Linked DNA regions of Homo sapiens: region 2 is linked to region 1. A link is an interaction called in ENCODE POLR2A ChIA-PET data of the cell type or tissue named here. Cell type or tissue: Panc1. All regions are shown on one strand. Region 1 has its middle 1.6 kb from the start of LGALS14. Region 2 overlaps FBL (fibrillarin).

The links. ChIA-PET counts read pairs that join two places held together with the same protein. Peaks named below come from ENCODE experiments on the same cell type or tissue, not always from the same donor. Only the 100,000 strongest peaks of a DNase experiment are listed, where the experiment ranks them.
Region 2: POLR2A ChIA-PET joins it to region 1 with 8 read pairs; 2 of 35 experiments call an interaction of 5 or more read pairs at or near these places.

What each region holds. Positions count from the first base shown.
Region 1 is chr19:39,701,650-39,704,149 of GRCh38, forward strand. No RefSeq gene overlaps it. Among named protein-coding and RNA genes, the nearest start is that of LGALS14, 1.6 kb to the right of the region's middle. In Panc1, no CTCF peak of the experiment used is centred here; no DNase peak of the experiment used is centred here; H3K27me3 peaks cover 2,028 bases.
Region 2 is chr19:39,841,179-39,843,678 of GRCh38, forward strand. All of the region lies in intron 1 of FBL (fibrillarin), which reads right to left. Among named protein-coding and RNA genes, the nearest start is that of FBL, 4.0 kb to the right of the region's middle. In Panc1, no CTCF peak of the experiment used is centred here; a DNase peak (open chromatin) is centred at 1,427; H3K27ac peaks cover 2,065 bases.

The DNA of each region.
Region 1 (2,500 bases):
ATGTGATGGTTCCTCGAATGGCTAAAATAGAACTACCATTCAACCCAGCTATCCCATCACTGAGTATATACCCAGAAGAATATAAATCATTCTACCATAAAAACGTGCACATGAATGTTTATTACAACAGTATGCACAATAGCAAAAACATGGACTCAACCTAATAGCTCATAAAGGACAGACTGGATAGAGAAAATGTGGTACATATACACCATAGAATACTATGCAGCCTCAAAAAAGAATGAGATTATGACTTTTGCAGGAACATGGATGGAGTTGGAGGTCATTAACCTTAGTGAACCAATGTGGAAATGAAAAACAAAATACTGCATGTTCTCACTTAGAAGTGTGAGCTAAATGATGAGGCCCATGGATACCAAGAGGGAAACAACACACACTGAGACCTACTTAAGGGTGGAGGGTAAAAGGTGAGACAGGAGCAGAAAAAATAACTATTGGGTACTAGGCTTAGTACCTGGATGTGAAATAATCTTTACCGCAAACCCCATGACACGAGTTTCCCTGCATATGTACCCCTGAACATAAAATAAACGTTTAAAAAACAAAGAAAAAAACCAATGTCACCTTTCTTCTGGAATCTGCAGGAGAAACAGTGTCTCTGAAACTTTGATTCACATGGACATCAAGAGAAAGGAGAGAGTATTGCTAGAGTCCAGGTGTGGGACAGACAGATGAGAGCAGCCCTCACCTGGTAGAGCCAAAGGGCTTAGCATGGGGCAGGTTCATGCAAGGACGTTCTCTACCTCCCCCCCGGATCATCCTGAGGATCAAGGGCAGTGCTGTCCCAGAATCTTTAAAGGCAAAAAGAACAATTTAAAGGCAGAATGTATGATCTGTAGGTGTCTCTTTCCAATAAGTGTGGGGAAGAGGAATACAGACTACGGGGGTACTGGTCCCTTAGGTGAGGTCTGCACAGCTGGTATGCAGTACCAGCTACTCAGGATACTGAGCTGGGAGGATCACCTGAGCCCAGGAGCCAGAGGTTGCAGTGAGCCAAGATGGAGCCACACCACTCCAGCCTGAATGTCAGAGTGAGACCTGTCTTAAAACAACAACAAAAGGCGAGAAAAGACAAGAACAGAGAACAGATACTTTTCTTTTCTTTTCTTTTCTTTTTTTTTTGAGATGAAGTCTCACTCTGTCCCCCAGGCTGGAATGCAGTGGCATGATCTTGGCTCACTGCAAGCTCTCCCTCCCGCATTCATGCCATTCTCCTGCCTCAGCCTCCTGAGTAGCTGGGACTATAGGCGCCCGCCACCGGCCCGGCTAATATTTTGTATTTTTAGTAGAGACAGGGGACGCTTCTCAAAAGTACACATACAGGTGGCCAACAAGTATATAATAAAAGCTCAATATCACTGAACATTAGAGAAATGCAAATCAAAACTACAATGAGATACCATCTCACACCAGTCAGAATGGCTCTTCTTAAAAAGTCAAAAAAGGACAGATGCTGGCAAGGGTGTGGAGAAAAAGGAGCACTTACAGATTATTGGCGGTGGTGTAAATTAGCTCACCCATTGTGGAAAGCAGTGTGGTGATTCCTCAAAGAGCTTATAACAGAACTACCATTAAACCCCGCAATCCCATTACTGGGAATGGTGTATACACTACTGTATACACAGAAGAATAGAAATTATTCTGCCTTAAAGACATATGCATATGAATGTTCATTGCAACACTGTGCACAATAGCAAAGACACAGAATGAACCCAAATGCCATCAAGGACAGATTGGATACAGATAATGTGATACATATACACAATGGAATACTATGAAGCCCTAAAAAAGAATGAGTTCATGTCTTTTGCAGGAACATGGATGGAGCTGGAGGCCATTATTTTTAGCAAACTAATGCAGGAACAGAAAACCAAATACTGCATGTTCTCACTTATAATTGTGAACTAAATGATGAGACTCATGGACACCAATAGGGGAACAACACACACAGAAGCCTACTTGAGGTTGGAGGGTGAAAGGTGAGATAGGAGCAGAGAAAATAACTATTGGGTACTACGCTTAGTACCCAGGTGAAGAAATCATATGTACCACAAACCTCATGACATGACTTTATCTGCATATGTACCCCTGAACCTATAATAAAAGTAAAAAAAAAGAAAAAAGAAAAAAAATCTCATCTTTCTCCCAGAATCTGCAGGAGAAACAATATCTCTGAAACTTTGTTTTACATGGACTCCAAGACAAAGCAGAGAATGCAGCTAGAGCCCAGGTATGTGACAGACAGATGAGAGTGACCCTCACCTGGCAGATCCAAGGGGCCTAGTGTGAGGCAGGTTCATGCAAGAACTATCTCTACTTCTCTTCCCAGATCCTCCTGAGGATCAAGGTCAAAAGGATCTGACCCTTAAAGGCCCTCCCAGAACCTTTAAAGGCAAAGAGAAGAATTACCTTCTAGGTCTAACGTCTTTTTCCAAAATTCCCAATTTTTTATTTTTAGTCATTGTACAAATTGAGGAAA
Region 2 (2,500 bases), 140 kb after region 1:
CTCCTGCCTCGGTCTCTGAAGTAGCTAGATTACAGGTGTGTGCCACTACTCCCATAGTGTAGAGATGGGGGTCTCACTATGTTGCCCAGGCTAGTCTCCAGCTCCTGGCTCAAGTGATCCTCCTGCCTTGGCCTCCTGAAGTGCTGGGATTACAGGTGTCAGGCACCACACCCAGCCACAATCATACTGCCCAAGAAAAGGAGCAAGGGAATGAGAAATGTAAAACTCATGATATTGGTGAATGGGAAGGAGATATTAATATGGGGTTGGGATAGGGGAGGAGTACATGAATAGATGTAGGTTACTGTTAATATCCTGGTTTCCTTGGTTGCATAGCAGATTCACAGAATTCATTCCATGTCAATATTAATTACTGTGAAGAGTGAGCCCTGCATACGAGCACATGCTGTGACAACAGGGCCCCCTAGACTCTGCAAACGTCTTCATACTCTCCCACTCCTGACCTTGGAGCTGGAAGAAAAGTGTCAACCCCAGCCCCAAAACAGAGGGGAATACAGGATGATGTCAGCCCTAACTCATCTCCCTGCTTCCAAGCTTAAAGAAGTCCCTCTCAGCTCAGGGGAAAAACAAGAAAAAGCAGAACAAACTGTCATTTAAGGATAGGCTGCACTTTACAAGTAGTTTGCGACTTGTCAGTAAGATCGAAATGTTTAAGAAATAACAGACTCAGACAGGCTTTATTCTTACCAGTTCAGGACAACAAACACCATTAGCACAAAACAACGTTTAAAACAGAACTCTGGTGCTAACAGATTCAATATTTTCTCTGATTTGGTTTCAAAAACTCAGAAGTACTAAATCACACAAGTTAAAAAAAATAGTTGGAAAACTAGTGGTTTAAAATTATCTCACATTCTCACATGATGTAATCTATTCAATCATAAGCTTGCTTTTTTTTTTTTTTGAGACGGAGTCTCACTCTGTCACCCAGGCTGGAGTGCAGTGACACGATCTCGGCTCACTGCAAGCTCCACCTCCCAGGTTCACGCCTTTCTCCTGCCTCAGCCTCCCCAGTAGCTGGGACTACAGGCGCCCACCACCATGCCCGGCTAATTTTTTTGTATTTTTAGTAGAGAAGGGGTTTCACCGTGTTAGCCAGGATGGTCTCAATCTCCTGACCTCTTGATCCGCCCGCCTCAGCCTCCCAAAGTGCTGGGATTACAGGCGTGAGCCAGCGCGCCCAGCCTTGCTCATGTTTTTTGTAAAGATACATTATGATCTTGTCCTACGAACCCTTCATGCACCTTAATGGTATTAAAGATAAAAAATGTGTCTTTTAACAGCCATTCCTAATTTAATCTTTAAAAATGAACGGTTTCATTTTCAAAACTCCCAAACAACCAAAAGTTGTTTACTTTTAATCTTCTACTCCCTCTACAGTCCACTTTTCACACAGCAGCTAATACATGCTATTTTTAAAACAGCAAGTAAGATCTCATCATGCCCTTGCCCAAATCCCTCCAATGGTTTTCCACCACATCCAAAATGAAATAAAAAGTCCTTTCCCTGGCTTACAAAGCCTGAAATCAAAGCCTAAAATCTTTAGGCTTTAAATTCTGATTTCATTGTTCTGGGCGCAAGGTCTTCCCCTAAAGCTCTCCAGGTGACTCCAAGGTGCAGCCCACATTGAGTATCATCATCCTAAGGATCTGGCCTGTGCTGACTTCCCTGACTTCATTCTCTTTATGCTGGGCCCCATGCTCTTCCCCACCAAGCATACACAGTCCAGCTTCTAAATCTTTACCACGTGCTGTTCCCACTGCCTGGCTCCTGCAGACATGTGCATGGCTCACTCGCTCCTTCACTGCATTCTGGTCTCTGATAAAATGTTAGTTCCCCAGAAGGGCCTACTTTGGCCACAGTACCCTTACCCTGCTTTATTTCCCTTCAAATCAATTATCACACATGGCATTTTTAATATTATTACCACCTGCCTCCCCCACTAAGATCAAGCTCCAAATGGGCAGGGATTTTTAACTGTTTTGGTCACCACCGCATCCCCAAAACCCTGCACAACATCTGGCACAAAGTATGGGCTCAATAAATGTTAAATGAGCACTGAGCTGATGACTCTTAAACCCTGGGCCCTGCCTCAAGGAGAAAGCACCCTCTATTTGTTCAGAAAGCACACAATCCATCAGATGGTGACCAGGGAAGTGCCGGTCACTCCCCTCAAGTATCGCATATGGAGAGATAGGCAATGTTGCTGCCACTCTCGACCCTAGTAAGGAAGGTTCATAGGGGTCTTGAAAACTTCATCTGTAAGACATGGAGACAATACAGTGCCAGGCCACGCGCCATAGCTCATGCCTGTAATCCCAGCACTTTGGGAGACCCAGGCAGGCGGACAGTTTGAGGCCAGGAGTTCAAGACCAGCCTGGCCAACATAGTGAAACCCTGTCTCTACTAAAAATACAAAAAATTAGCTGGGCGTGGTGGCGCATGCCTGTAATCCCAGCTACTCAAAAGGCTGAGGCAC